Regions from separate parts of the Homo sapiens genome. Here region 1 is linked to region 2. The links are chromatin contacts, found by Hi-C in ENCODE. All regions are on one chromosome and are shown on one strand. Each heading gives the region's core, a stretch centred on a gene start or an enhancer-like site at or near the end of the contact. The rest is flanking DNA. Distances are from core to core; before and after follow the strand shown. Region 1 overlaps APCDD1L-DT (APCDD1L divergent transcript). Region 2 holds the start of ANKRD60 (ankyrin repeat domain 60).

The links. A loop is a pair of places that touch in the nucleus more often than their neighbours do. Pooled maps may share reads with other maps.
Region 1: a map with no recorded cell type shows a loop between it and region 2 (2.1-fold over the local background). The contact joins the enhancer-like site here to the promoter of ANKRD60 in region 2. A Hi-C loop is called at or near these places in 2 of 168 maps with a recorded cell type or tissue (astrocyte of the cerebellum and heart left ventricle), 2 of 37 single-sample maps with no recorded cell type and 7 of 50 pooled maps.

What each region holds. Positions count from the first base shown.
Region 1 is chr20:58,547,523-58,555,359 of GRCh38, reverse strand. It overlaps APCDD1L-DT (APCDD1L divergent transcript), which reads right to left. Exons shown (of 7, transcript NR_034147.1): 6 at 7,432-7,548. Among named protein-coding and RNA genes, the nearest start is that of APCDD1L, 36 kb to the right of the region's middle. Within about 2 kb of position 1,384, at least 2 of the 41 ENCODE cell types and tissues checked have a DNase peak (open chromatin) inside an H3K27ac peak, as active enhancers do.
Region 2 is chr20:58,223,525-58,231,353 of GRCh38, reverse strand. ANKRD60 (ankyrin repeat domain 60) reads left to right here and starts at 2,701. Exons shown (of 4, transcript NM_001304369.2): 1 at 2,701-3,130. The coding sequence starts at 2,701.

The DNA of each region.
Region 1 (7,837 bases), core at 135-2,634, 330 kb before region 2:
GCCCATCTTCCTCCTTCCCTGTACCAAGGCTGGCAGTGGGAGGTGGTTGTCTCACTTTCCTGAGCTTTCACGACCCAAGACTGAGTCATCCCACTTTATTTTCCCTTTGTTACATTGGCAAGCATTCAGATGGTGTTAGCTGTAGCTATGACACAATGCCGCAATGATAAAATACTACCTATTCTCCTTGGAACAAGAGGTCAGGAGGAATCTGATCATTTTTCCTGAAGAAATCATCTTACATTTCAAACTAAAGATTCTCCAACCTCTTCAATGACTACAGAATACAAAATTTTAAGATGCAAAGACTTAGAAATGGAAGGAGAAGTCTACCTGTTGGCCCCTTCCCTACTCCCCATGAAGGGGGAGAGGTGGGCTATATAGACCCTCTTGGGGCAAGGTCTACACTGTGGATCCTGTTGGGGACCATTCCTGGTGAAAAAGTGAAGCTGGCCTCCCAGCTCTTTCTGCCTCCCCTTCAGAATGTTTCCCCTGCTTCCATCCCTCCTGATGCAGGAACCTTCTGCTGACTTCTGGAATGCCCCAGAGGCCTCAGCACATGCCACCCTTTCTGTCTAGCACGCCTTCCCCACACTTGCAGGGCAGCCTCTGGGCCTCCTGTGGAGTCAGCTCAGCTGCCCTCCAAAGCACAGTACCTCTCACCACCCTTGTCTGCTTCCCTCTTTCTCTCATGGAGTGGATTCCAATCTGGAGTTGTTATATCTGTCTATTGCTTTCTCCTTGCAGACTACACAGTCACAGCGGACAGGCAGGGTTCACCATCCTCACCGGTCCCTGACACAGTGCCAGGCACATGGTGCATGCTTAGTAAAGATTCGCTGAACTAGTGACTCCCAAAGAGTGGCATTTTCAGGCATAATCGCAGGGCTATATGTTTTAAGTGGTGCCACCATCACCTCTCAGAAATCTACCAGCCCATAGTACCATCCAGGTCATTCATGAGGCTGGAGGAAGTCTTTGGAGTGATAACCTATCTTTCTTCTTTCCCTCCTTCTGACCAGCTGTGGAGCTGGTAGATCTGAACATTTATTCCAGAAAGAATCTTGCTTCTCTCCTGAGAAAGAAAATGCCTCTTGCAAGAGCCAAGATGAACAGCTAGAGCAGAATGCCACACTCGGGGCTTCCCTCTGAAATGCCCCAGCACGCAGCACGGGCTTCCAGTGACACTGTCCAGAGCCCACTGCATTACCCTAGGAAGAGAAGGGCCACGCTGGGTTGTGGCCTCAGGGCCTGTGGTTGCAGGTATTTTAGTTCTATGGTTTAGACGCTGAAGCCTCATCCCACTCCTGTGACCGATCCCCACTGCCCAGTGGGTGACGTCACACTTGGAGAAGCCTGCTCTGTAATCAGACCCTCTCGTGGGGCCGGCTGGAGACATTTCAGAATTCTCTCTTGCTGCTTCAAAGCCTTGGGGCTCCCCTCACCCCTTCCTTAATTAGAAAATAACAGAGGGAGGCAGTTACACAATTTCAACAGCATAATCCTTTTCTGCTTGTGGCTTTGCTCTCACTCCTTGGAGAATCCATTGTTAGCTTCCAAACACCCTAAAGCAATGAACAGTTCCCTAACTTCCAGTAAAATCCTGCCCCAGGAAAAGTCTACCTTGTGAGTGCCTGACAGACAGGGGTGGTGGAGGAGCTGTGAACCATGATGCTTCTTCCGGCTGCCTCTGCTTTCCGAACTAGCCCCACATCCTACCATCAGCCACTCTGCAAGTCAGATTGTTCTCTAGATACAAGGCCCCCAATCCCAACTCTGAGCCTTTGCACATACTGCTTCCATTCCCAGAATGAGCTTCCACCCTTAGTGAACTCAAGGACTCCTACACATCCACCAAAACCCAGCCTCAATATCCCCTTTCCAAGAAGCCTTCCCTGACTGCCCCAGCAGATTCTGGCATCCTTCTCTGGGCTTCCACAGCTCAATGTGTATAGCCCAAATTGTCCTCCAGCCCAGCAATGTGGCAAGATCATCTGTACAACCCCTGTATCAGGCCACATCTTAGGGGTTCCTGGAACATCATGGGCACCACCAGCTCCTACTCCCCTCTGGCCATGCACAGCATTTGGAGTTTTGGGGTTGAGACCTGAATTTGGCACTGATTCCCTGCCCAACTCTAGGCAAGCCAGTCCACTTCTTGGGCCCCTGAATTTTTTACCAGTAAAATGAGGGACATGAATCTGCCTCACAGGATTGTGATGGGGGTTGAGAGAAACTCTGAGTGTGGAAGTAAGGAAGAAGGGGCACCTTCACCTCTTTAATAATGAATCAAATAAGAGGCTAGTTATTCCTGCTATCTCTCCCTTTCTTCCTGTTCTCTTCCCATCTCCTCTGATCCTTTCCACTCCCTGCATCAAACAAATGGGTTCTGTGGGAAAATTTCACCAGTCCACCAAGAGAAGCACCGGTTTGAAATCCCCGAAGCCACATGGCTGTGAGGGTTGAGCCTCCCTCTGGGTGAGGCTCTGCTGGAGTTAGCAACAGAGTCCCTGCACCATTTCACCACTCTGTTAAGACCCAATCGATCTCTCCAGCAAAACCTCCTGCAACAGCAAAACTGTGGCAAACAGATTATAGGAGGATTAATCACCCCTGCCCCCGCACTCCCGCAGCATTTTGTACCTACCTCCTCTAAGTACCGTTAATCAAACGATGTACAGAGGGCCTCCTCCACCCCCAGGGTGACTTTGCTTTGTGCTGTAAGACACCACTCAGGCGTTACCTCTGGGGGAACCTCTGCCAGGCCCCCTCTCCTGGGCACCTGCTCAGGGCCAGCCAAGCTCCTCTGCAACCCCCATTGTCACACTGTCTCATTGGCCTTGTCTGTTAAGGTCTCTGTACTCCTGGGGGCGTAGGTGTCCAGGTATCAGGGTGCTGTGCTTGGAGACCGGTTTCACAGCTTCTCCAGGGCCACTTAGACCTACTCCAGAGACTTGTATTGGAAAATTCAAGTCCAGGAACACTGCGTTTCTTGAACCCCAGAGGCATTTACAGAAGAACTGAGCCTTCTGTGGAGAATATGAGATACTTCATTGACCCTCTCTGAGCCTCAGTTTCCTCATCTGCTCAGTCAGGGCCATGACTCTCTACCTCACAGGGTCCATATGAGCTGTTGTATGTAAGGCCCAAACATAGAGCCTGGCCCCTCTGAAAGCTCAAAAAATCCGAGGGAATCTTGTTGCTATTATCAAAACAAATGCACATCCAAGCTTTGCATGGGACAAAACAGGAGTCCCAGTGGGGGAAGAGAGAAAGCTATTCTATTCTGATGGATGAAATACAGTAGCATTCAACTATTACCATCATTTTAAGGGGGTGAGGGAGGGATAAAGAGCTAAAGATGTAGTTGCCCTTGGGGGGGAATTTCCACAGCTCAGCCCCTCACTAACACTTGAGTTGGATTCCCCTCCAGTGGAAGGTTATCAGCAGGGAGCCCGTGGCAGCGTTCACCCCATGTGACCAATGAGGAATCTGAAGACCAGAAAGGGCCTGCCCTGAAAGGGAATGGAACCCTGACGCAGGCCACAGCGCAGAAGGACCTTGAAAACACGGCGCTAAGTGAGAAAAGCCGGACGCAAAGCACTACATCCCCTATGAGTCCATTCAAAGGAAATGTCCAGAACAGGCAAATCTGTAGAGACAAAGCAGACAGAGACTGCTCAGGGCTAGAGGGAATGGGGGGATAGGGGATGATTGCTGAAGGGTATGGGGTTTCTTTTTTGAGGTGATGAAAATGTTCCAAAATGGACAGTGGTGACAGTTACACAACTCTGGGAATACACTAAGAAGTGTTGAGTTCTACACTTCAAATAGTTGCATTGTGTGGAACGTGGATTGTATCTCAATAAAGTCTTTTTAAAAAGAAAGATAGGCCGGGCGCAGTGGCTCACACCTGTAATCCCAGCACTCTGGGAGGCTGAGGTGGGCAGATCAGCTGAGGTCAGGAGTTTGAGACCAGCCTGGCCAATATGGTAAAACCCATCTCTACTAAAAATATAAAAATTAGCTGGGCGTGGTGGTGTGTGCCTATAATCCCAGCTACCCAGGAGGCTGAGGCAGGAGAATCACTTGAATCGAGGAGGCAGAGGTTGCAGTGAGCTGAGATCGAGCCACTGCACTTCAGCCTGGGCGACAGAGTGAGACTCTGCCTCAAACAAACAAACAAACAAACAAATAAATAAATAAATAAATAAATAAATAAATAGAGAAAAAAGAAAAGGAAGGGCATTCGCTCAAGTTCAAACAGGCAAAACGTCTCATAGGCAGGACTCAGCCCCAATCCGCCTATCCTCATTCATGCCCCCGGTGCCTGTCCTCCAGCTCCAGTCCTATTTCTTCAGCCCCCAGACTTCACAAACAACTCTCAGGTCTGAGCACTTGGAGAACCTCTATCCCGAGAACACAGCCTACCTCCCCATAGCTCTCACCCCACCGGGCCCTGTTTCCAAAAGTGTGAGTCAGTGATCCGTTTTCTGATCACATCCACAGTCCGAGGCTGTGAGTTTCCAATGGATGGTACATTCTAGAAGCTCCCCCCCCCTCGCCCAACTCTGTGAGCACCAGCTTATCTGATCTGGCGCAGACGACTATAAATAAACAGTTAGAGACTGCCCTGTCTGATGAGCCATTTTCTGAGATCATATGAACTTGCTTTTAAGTAGCAGCTTTTCACAGATCGGTTGCTATGAGGCACTTTATTAAAAACCACCCATTTGCAGCTAAAATCCAGCTCCAACCAAATCCAATTTTCGTATCTACTGCTTTTTTAGACATAATGATCAGGACATCGTTTCTGTTTCTATGGGGAAGAATGGATTCAAAGGGCTGTTTTTCTGTGTGTTTTCTCTTTCCTAACAAGCAAGTAGACCACGCATGTTTAAGGCGGCTGTGTGCCATGGCCCTGGAGACCTTCAATAGAGACCAAATATTTATGCTTTGTTAGCGCATACAGACTTCTCCGGTAATGTTGATTAGTGCTAGAGGCTTATCCAACCAAGGTCAGGGGCTTGTGCCCCCCTAAACCGGGCCCATTAGCTTCTCTTAGAAGTAAAGCTTCTGCTTCATTGCCGCCTGGCTGCAGCCCACACACCAGCCCCTCTCCCGCTAACAAATATTACTGATCATGCTGGAGATTGAATGGAAGACAATGATGGGCGGATGGTGCTGTGTACTGGGGCCAAAACAAAGAACATGCCCTTTTCATAATGGGTCCTCCCCAAGACCTTTGTATCATTCAGCCTTTTTAGAAGCCCAGAGACAACATGCATGGTGGTGAGAGGCAGGGACTCAGCATCCCCCAGGGTGGACTCTTGCTGGGCTCAGGCGGCCCCTGGCTGGGTGATGGCGGGTGTGGCTTTCAGAGCCTCCATGGCTTCATCTCCACTAAGGGTGAGAGCAGGCCTGTTTCAGAGGATTGGGGCAGGGGTGAACAAGGGAACAGGCACAGAGCACTCAGCACAGTGTTTGGCACAGAACAGACGCTCAATCCACAGCCGCCACATGGTGACGATAATGATTATTAATACATTTCCAAGGTGGCCTATGTTTATTGAGTGTCTTTTCAGCACTTCGTTTTTCAGTCATCAGTTGGTTGGATAATTTGCAATTCACTTTAAAATTCGTTAAGAGGGTAGATCTCATGTTGAGTGTTCTTATCATAATAAAATGAAAAAGAACTGATTGGAGTTGGAAGCTATTTCTTGGAAGCCTTCTGTTTATCAAATCTTCCCTCTGATCTTTCTCCCCCATCTCCTGGGTTTGAATACAGGCACACTCATTTAATAAATATTTGTAGAGACCTACTGTGCAACAAACCCTGCAGGGAAAGGGGAAATTCAAATGAGCAGGATCCAGACCATGCCCCGGGAGCCCCGGCAGCTACTCAAAGAATCAGACAGAAACCGAATCCCGAGACCAAATATATGTATAGCCAGAATGTACATTGAGCAGGTCCAGAGGAAGGGAAGGGGGGAAGGAAGGAGAGGCCCCTGCAGAAGAGCAAAGGCTTACACCATAGAGAAGAGTTGTCCATGGGGACAAGTGAGGGGATGGATGCATGGCAGGAGAAGCAAGCGACAAGAAGTCTGGGGGTGGAACTGGAGCTCAGATGTGAAACCTGGAGTTAGAGACCAGGGGGCCACTGTGATCTGCAAATGATGGGAGGGGATGCTCAGCCAGGTAGTGTGGGCCACGAGGGAAGAGCTAGGCAGGAGCTTCACGTGTAAGGGAACGAGGAGGAAGTACTAGGGAGGGCAGCATCCCGGCACAGGGATCCTTCCAGAGGGGACCCTAAACTCCATATGCAGAAGGTCAAGGGAGCTCTCCCTGCAGGCCTCATTGCCATATGCCAATTCCATTGCTCACTCTGTGTTTTGTAAGGGTGGCTTGTGCTAGTCCTGATGTTTTCCTGTAGGGAGCCCTTACGGTTCTCTACACCCCTTCCTACCAGACCAGCCCCAGCACCTGGGCCACTTACAACAACCTTCTCCCAGAAAGTGGCCTCTGGACTTCAGTGTTTGGGGGAGGGGGTTGGAGGGATGATAGCTCACTACTTAAAAAAATTAAAAGACACAGCAATTGGGCTGAAATAAAACTCTCACCTCTGCCAACAACATCAAAGTAGAGATTAAAGGCTGATTTTCAGATTTAAAGGCACTGTGCTGATGGCTTTGGGTGGGACCCTGTTTCTGCAGAATTACTGGTAATAGCAATTCTAGAAACAGGTTACAATAACAGCACTTACCAGAGATACACTATGTACTAAGGTCTCTGGATGATAAAGTGGATGGAAATAGCTCATTTCCATTCCCAAATTCACTAACAGAGAGAGCAGTTAGCCAGGGCAGACCATGGGTAATGATGCTCGGTTGTCTGTGAATTAATTTCTGGACAGTACTGCCAGGAGCTAATGCATTTTTCAGTGAAGAGGAGTTTCAAGAAATCTTAATGCTAGTGTGGATTGGTTAATCATTATATTTACATCATCTTGGTGGGGTGAGGGGCCAGCTGGGGTTAATGGACATTTTGGAAGATGTGAGAACGCAGCCTTGGCAGGACAGAGATAGGAAGCCATCCATTCCACCCCGGGGCTGAGAAACTCTGCCTGTCCTCTGGACTGCTGAATTGCTGTGCGGTCATTTCGGAATTAAAGATGGATCTACTTTCTGATTAGCAGAGTTCAGCTTCTTTTGTGAAACTTCTCAAACAGTTTTATTCCCTGGTTACCTTCACATTTATTCTCGAATCTCTATTTCGTGGAGAGGTTGGTGTCAGGGCAGAATTGATCCAGCAGCTTACTGTTAACGTGATTTATCAATAGCAGTGTGAGATCGTATACAAATGTGGCTTAGCATTTTGATGTCTTGGCCATGCTTGATGATAAGGTATGCATTACTATAAAAATAAACTTACTGTGGCTCCTGAATGCCTTTGTTTTCCTTTTGCCTGCACAGCATTCCCGGGAAATGATTAATAAGATGTTTCATTTAAGTACCAAGCAATCCAGAAACCGAGCAGGAACACAGGCACCTGGATGCAGGAAAGCTTGAAATTAACAGGCAGCCATAGAAAGTATAAGATTAATTTCATTTCCTTTTCTTATCTTATGCTCTCTTTTATGTCTTTCCCTATGTAAAGGGGGAGATTAATCCAGGAATGATCTTTTTGTTGGCAATTTTATATTATGTTTGACTACTTAATAGAAATCTGAGCTACAGCGAGGCAGGATGCAGAAAGCGTATCCCGAAGGAGGAGAGGGAGAAGTCATTTTGAGCACAGGAGGCAGATTTCACAGCCAGTGTCAAAGCTGGGAGCAGGA
Region 2 (7,829 bases), core at 1,452-3,951:
GATTTCCTATAAAATATAGTTTATGGTGTTATATTTTTAACTGAAATACTGTACATATGTAAATAACTCTTGACAGGAAGAAAATATATTAATGTAGTATTTGCCCCCTATCAGTGAGCTGAACAAATACATCATTTAAATCTATGCTGCACTTTGAGTTGCTACAAATATGGTTCGATTTGTTTATTTTTGAAAAATGTGATAAAGAAATCTAAAGAATGATTGATGGCAGTCTTTCTAATATTGTGCCTTTGTTATAAACTACTTGGAACTTTTCCTCAGGCACTCACTCCTCCCTGCCTGACAGGAACTGTTTCCATGAAGATATGTGTTGGCCTTTGATAGAGGCATAAAGCTGAAAGATTTTTCATTTTTATATGGATATGCTGTCATATGTTTAAGAACTTGAGAGGGAAATGGATAACTGAGGTTTTTCCATTTTTATATGGATATGCTATATGTTTAAACTTGGGAGGGAAATTGATAACTGAGATGCATGGATATTGACTTTATATCTAATGCTTTAGAATCTTAACCAAAAAAAGGAAAACCTAGTTCTGATCATAACCTGCCCACAAGTTCTACGCACCTGTGACTTTGGGGGTCAAATTATATACTCTTCAAATTGACTTAAGTACACACCGCTTAGATTTCATGCGTTTCAAATTTAGACTAAGAGAAAGATGCTCTAGAATTTAACCAGGTTTTTTAAATCAGTAATTTAAGATTTTCTAACCATTTGAACAAATTTTACTTACATGTATGCACATGTCATTTTTCGTGTTTCTATTTTTATGTTCTCAAAGGTAGGATAAGGGAAGGAAGGAGGAAACAGCCCATTTGGGGTTCAAGAGCTAGCTCTGCTAAGGGCTTGTAAGCTATTTCTATTCTGCCCTTTGGTCTTTTTCTTGTTTGTCTTGTCTTTATTTTTAAATGAAATTCTTGAAGCTATGTATTGAATTTTCTAGTATAGAGGATGTGACTTCCACCTCCAAATTCCATTTAACTGATTCTTTTAAAAGAAAGATAGGCGTATATACACCACGCCAAAATAATAATAAGGTACCTATGTGAGAATTGCAAATTATACCCCAGGGTAGCATTTAGGCAGCGTCGGCAAAAAGTGAGTTAATAAATCAGAAGCTACATATTAAAAAAAAAATCAGTCAATCCGTCGTGTGTTTAATTCTTGCCTAAAGTAAATGGAGATATTGTTTTGCTTTGGTAACCAGCAATTTTTAATTTTTTTTTATTGCCCGCAAATTGAGATTGTTTTGTTAAAATCTGTTGATCTAGCAGCAAGTAGAATTATTCAACTGGAATCTTGTATTCTATTCAGAGCTTAATTTTCCGTTAAGGAAAAAAATGAGCTTCAGTTTGTGTTGTGATGTGTATAATTTGCATGCTGAATCACAACATGCTTGGAGAGATTGTAGAGACTCTTTGGTAAATAATCTAACCTTTACAATTTCCGTTTATATGTTAACATTTTTCTATAATATGAGTGCCTTTCCAATGCACAGATATTTTTTATGGCTGTAATTTCTCTGTAAAAATAATTTTTAAGCATACATTTTATTCTTTTTTTGCAACAACCGAGATTTTTCCAAGATTGTTCTGTTTCCCCTCGCCCTCCTAGCTCCCGCCCCCGTCACTTCGGCGCTTGTATTTTCTAATTATTCATGGGTGCCATGTTGAGTGTTTGTAATTTGACCACCACAGGTAAGCTTCCTGTTTACTTGAACACTCAGCCTCATCTCCGGTGAATGAAGGGAAAAGCACAGATGGGTTTCTCCCAGGCACAGCTCACTCCAAAGGTGTCTTCATAGAGCCAACCCAGCCTTTCTCAAGGGAGCATTTCCCCACTTAATGTGTTTATCAGCATCTTTCTTCCGCCAAGAATTCAAGAGCATTTTCAAAATTGATAGATTTTGGTGCAGTTTTGCAAGTTTCCGTGGAAGGCTGTCTCCCGCTTCTGGGATCCACCCCCATGTCGGGACCAGATCGGCTGCAGGGAGTCATGTTTATGAAATGTTGGTGGTTTTTTTTTTTTTTCATTCATACTAGAAGTGTTTTTATAACGAAAATCTGCACTTTACAACTCTGCAGGCCATGCATGCAATGGTGATTTACAGCCTTGTTTACGTGTAATTCCTCCAGGTGATTTATCCCAATTTATGCAAAGATCCTATTTTAAACAGACACGGAGAAGTGGTAACCGTTTCCTAACAGCAGCAAGAATGCCCCTTCCGTTTGCCTGGTGAAAAGAACTGACATTAACAGCAGCTTGGAGGCTTCGAGGAGGTGGGGACGTGGCCTGAGCTCGGGACGGGGGCCCAGTGCGGGTTGTCGGAGCGTGGCTGCCCGGCGATGTCTCTGTATTTATCAATAAATCTCCCGGTTGCTCTGGGAAGCACTTATGTCCTGTTCCATTATTTAAGAACCGTCTCCCGCGGCCGCGTGAAACTGCGGCTTTGTTCATCGCGGAGCGGGAAAGGACTGCGGGACCTTGGGGGGCCGCCCGCCCATCGGTCTCCCTGGAGGCTCGGGCGGCAGGCAGGGAGGGGCCTCGCCTTGCGTCTGGAGGGGGCGGTCCTGGCGGGGCCTGGGCGTCACAGTGGGGCGGGGGGCGCATGGGCCCGCCTTGGGGCGTCAGGGCGGGGGCGGCGATGACGCGTGGCCACCGCACTCGAGCCGCGGATGACGCGCGGCCGCGCCTGGGGGATGCGGCGGGCGGCGGCGGGGGCGGGCGGAGCGCGGGCGGCGGGGCCAACTGGGGGCGCCTCTCGCCTGCACCCCAATGCGGGACGCAGGAGCGGTGCGCGGGCCGGGGCTCAGGGGTGCGGCGGGCCCAGGGTGGGCTCGGCGGACTCGCGGGCCCTCCCCGCGCAGCCCCTGGCCTGTGCCCGCGGCCGGAGCCAGCGGCTCGTCTGTGACCCGAAGGCCGCGAGTGCCTTGCCCGACTTGGCCCCTGACGTCTTCGTCCTGCGGGTGCGGCTGGAGGAGACGGGGGAGATGTTCCGAGTGGCAAACTGCCGCGGCGACATGACCGTGCGGGAGCTCAAAGAGGAGCTGGACCTGATGGTCGGCATCCCCTTCAACCTCCAGCGGCTCCAGTACCTCGACGAAGGTGGCTCCTGCCCTGACTCCTTCCCTGGCCACATGCAAGGGCACCCTGTCCACTTCTGAAGTGGATTCCCAAAGGGAAGCCTGCTTACGTGAGAAACCCCAGATGTCAAAGCAAACCCCTGAAACCCAACCACCCTGAAACCCAGATGGAAGGGCCACTTAGGGTCCTGGCCACAGAGGGACTTCCCAATCTCAAACACACGGCGTTCAAATTGGACTCCCAATCAAGGCAAACCTTGTCCACAGCAGGACCCTAATCCACAAGCAGGTCCTGCCTGGATCGGGCTGCATCTGCCAACCCTGAGCAAATCCTGTCCAAGCCAGGACCCCCCAGAAGCCAGACCCTCAGGCTCCCCATGTCTTCATAAGGAACCCAGGTCCCAAAGCCAACTCTGTTCATGTAAGACTTGTCTGAAACAAGGCCTGTCCTCAGCAGAACCCCCAAACCCAAGGCAAGCCTGCCCATGTCAGTACCCCAAACTCAAAGCAAACCCCAAGTCCTCCTCCATGCTGGTCTTGAGAACATTAGAACCCCAAATCCTCTAGCCAACCATGTCCACGCAAGCATGCCAAACCTGAAACAAACCCTGCTGACCTCAGGACCCACAAATCCAGAATAAAATTGCCCAACACCGAACCCCAAATCTCTAGGCTAACCATGACTACTTCAGAACCCCAAATCCTCCAGCTACCACATCCCCCCCAGGATGCCAGGGCTTGAACAAACCTTGACCACCTCAGGACCCCAAAATCCAGAGCACACATGCCCAACTGAACCCCAAATCTCCAGGCTACCCATGACTACCTCAGAACCCCAGATTTTCCAGCCACTTTTGTCTTGCAAGGATGCCAAATCAAAACAAACCCTGTCCATCTCAGGACCCCAAAATCAACAAACCAGCCCAAGACTCAACCCCTAATCTCCAGGCTAACCATGACTACCTCAGAACCCCAGATCCTTCAACAACTGTGTCCAGGCAAAGAGGTCAAAGCTGAAACAAACTCTGTCCAGTTTAGGACCCCAAAACCAAGAACAAACCTGGCTAAATCTGAAATCCCAAATTGCCAGACTAATTATGTGACTATTAGAACCCCGAATCCTCCACAACCATGTCCACACAAGGATGCCAAGATCCGAAACAAACGCTGCCTGCCTCAAGACCCCATATATCTCTATGCAACTTCTGCCCATGTTTCAGCCTCAAACCCTGAAGCTATGCCTGGCCATAACAGAACCCTAAATCCCAGAGCAGACTCTACCCACGTCATGACCCTCAATTGCCCAATTCTGGACCCCCGGCCTCCAACTAACCATTTGTGCATCTGAACCCCAATCCATTAGCCACTTCTGTCTACATAAGGATGACAGAGCCCAAAATGAACCCTGCCCACATATGGACCCCAAAATTCAAAGCTAACTCTGCTCACATCTAAAAGGCAGTCACCGAGCTCACCATGACCATACCAGAACCCAAATCCCCTCAAAGTATCTTCATAAGGGCTCCAAAGAATGAAGCAAACTCTGTCCACAGCAGGACCCCAAAGCTCAAGTCAAACCCACACATATCTGAACCCCCAGATACGAAACCGTGTCTACATCAGCACTCCAAGGTTGAAGCTGGCCATGTCCATGTCAGGAAGTCAAGGTTCAAACAAAACCTTGCCTCCATGAGTACCCCAAAACTCAAAGCAAACTTTTCTTGTATATGTAACCCAAATCCTTCAGCCAACCTTATTTATACCAGAACCCCAAATTCCAGACCAAACCCTGCATATAGCAGGAGCCCAAATTTTGAGCAGATTTTATCACCATGAAGACCCCCAAATCTCAGGGCAGATGTGCTCGATTCCTACCCTCCAAATGCTACACTACTCGGGGCTACATCAGATCCCCACATCCCAAAACAAGTCCTGCCCATACGAGGACTCCAAATCCCAGAACAGACCTTTTCACATCAGGACCCCAAACAGACAGCAAACCTTACTTTAATCAGAACCCCAAATCCAGAGTAAACTGCCCTCACAGGAACCCGAGTCTCAAAGCAAATGCTGCTATCTACGTTTGAACCCCAAATAGTGGCAACTAACCCAGTACATATCAGAACCCCAAATTCCAAGCTGTGTCCTTGTTCACATCGGGAGCTCAAAGCTAGCCCAGCTGGAATCAGAACCCAGAACCGAAAGTTCCCTGTGACTGAATTAGGACCCCAAGGGCCCCACTCCAGACAAGTCCCATGTGGCAGATACCCAGTGGAGGCCAGGCACCCTAGAGCCCATCTCTCCTTCCATCAGTCTCCTTCCCTGACCCGAAGGCGTGGCTTTCCCTATCCCGATTCCCTACAATATTTAGGATATGAGAACAGGATCAAAGTCCCTGGGCTCCATCATCTCCCCACCTGGTTGAAATCAACGCAACACACTTCAAGAAAATGAAGATATAGAAAAAATCTCTGAGCTGCTGCTGCACAGAGAATGTGAACAGCTGATATTGCAGAGAGACTGCAGCTGTACTGCAGGGGCTGGGGAGCGATGGAGACAGATCTGAAAGCAGCCTGCCTCCACGGGCTTGGTGCTGCCAGACACTGCCCTTCTGGGCTCAGTTTCCTAATCCGTAACACAGAGAAACCAGCTCTGGAATTCTCGGAGCCGTTTCCCCCTCTGGACAGAAATGACGCAGGAAACTCAAAATGCACAGTGAAGGCCAAAATACCTTCCTTTTCTCTCTTTAAAATAGGTTAAGCACTTTTCCTGACGTATTTATTTTCCTATAGGAGTGTTTGGAAGATGCTCTCGAGCATTTTTGAGGCTTTATTTGGAAAGAAATGTGTTTTGAGCCTACTCTGTATTTAACATATTAAAAGTGAGGAGAGTTGTTGAAGGACTTAGTAAGAGTTCCCAAACAAGTAATTTGAAAATTATGTATCCTCAACTACAAATGCCTGGCACCCCTTCTGTTCATTTGTTTTCACTGATGAGCTATGCGGGGCTATTAATCCAAGAGAGCTAAGAGGGAGCGCGAGAGAGGGGGTGACTTAACACTGATGTCACAGGGCTATCACTCAACAGGCACTTAGCAACTGTTAGAAGCTCGACCTCTCTCTGCTGTTGTAGTCCTTGCTGTGGGTGGCAAACAAGAAAGACAGAAAGTGCTACTCATTATTAGAAGAAATTTGGGCTACTGCCTATAAATAATCCTCTGAGGCCTCTCCTACCCACCTCAAAATTTGGGGCGGGGGGAGATCAAATGAGATCATGTGTGAAAACCTTGAGTTTCACAAATCTAAAAGGGGTGAGCAAATCCATGGGCCAGGGTTGCCCTTACACGTCTGTTGTCAACTGTGATAATTTATTTAGCTGGTGATAATTAGTATTTGTCTAAGTCCAAGGCAGTGGCTGCCTGTCTATAAAAAGAGAATGTACTCCGATCTCTACAGGGGCTGTTCAGCATGTGGGAGTTTTACTCTTGCCCGTCTCAGCAAAACACAGCTTTACTCAATATTTTCAAAGTTGTAGGGAGTCAAGTTGTCTTACTTAGACTAATTACCGGTTATCCTCTGTGTCTGAACCACAAATAGGACACTAATTAACAGATTTGCTGATCACTATTCCCTCTTGACATCTACCATCCTGAGTTTCTGGTAGCAAATTGGTGCTCATAGAGCCAAGAGTGAGAAGTCAGTGGCCCTGGAGGGAAGCAGGTCTGGTGCCAGCACTGGGGTGGCTGTTCACAGGCTATGTGAGCCTCAGTCTGCTCATCAGCAGATGGAGTTAACAAACCTACCTTGGAGGGCTGTCCTAAGGATGAAAGAATATAGGTACTCGGTCTGGGAACCAAGTAATCACTAAGTACCTAGTACATAAGCACAAAGCCATGAATCATGAAACCAGAAAACTCATGAATCCCACTCAGTTGGACTCTAGACTGTGTCACCTGGGCGGAGCTGAGACTCGATGTTGGTGGCATTGCTCATAAAGAAAGCATGAGGCCTAAGGAGCTCTGGTACTCCAAGTCCAAATTGGGGTGGATGTCAGCATTAGCTCCTCACATCACGTCGGCTCTTAGCTAGGGAGATTTTGTCCCCCAGAGCCCATTTGGTAATGTCTGGAGCCTTTTTTTTTTTTGGAGACAGGGTTTCACTCTATTGCCCAGGCTGGAATGCAGTGGTGTAATCTTGGCTCACTGCAACCTCTGTCTCCTAGGCTCAGGTGATCCTCCCACCTCAGCCTCCTGAGTAGCTGGGACCACAGGTGTGAGCCATCGGGCCCAGATAATTTTTGTATTTTTTGTAGAGACGGGTTTTTGCCATGTGGCCCAGGCTGGTCTCGAACTCCTGGGCTCAAAGTCTGCCCACCTCAGCCTCCCAAAGTGCTGAGATGACAGGTGTGAGCCACTGTGCTGGGCCTGGAGGCATGTTTGATTGTCTTGATTTGGTGAACGTGCTGCTAGCATCTAGTGGGTAGAGGCCGGGAAGCTGTGAACACCAGACAACGAGGAGGGGCCCCTGCCACAAGGAGTTACCCAGTCTAAACTGTCAGCAGTGCCAAGGTGGAAAAATCCCTCCCACGCTTCAATTTGAAAGATCCAACATTTTTTTTGTCATTGTCACCTCTTTAGCCAGGTAATGACATTATCCAAGAGTATTTTGGTTTACCCTATATGATTTGTATAACCACATTGTGCTGTGTGTCTAATGACTGGT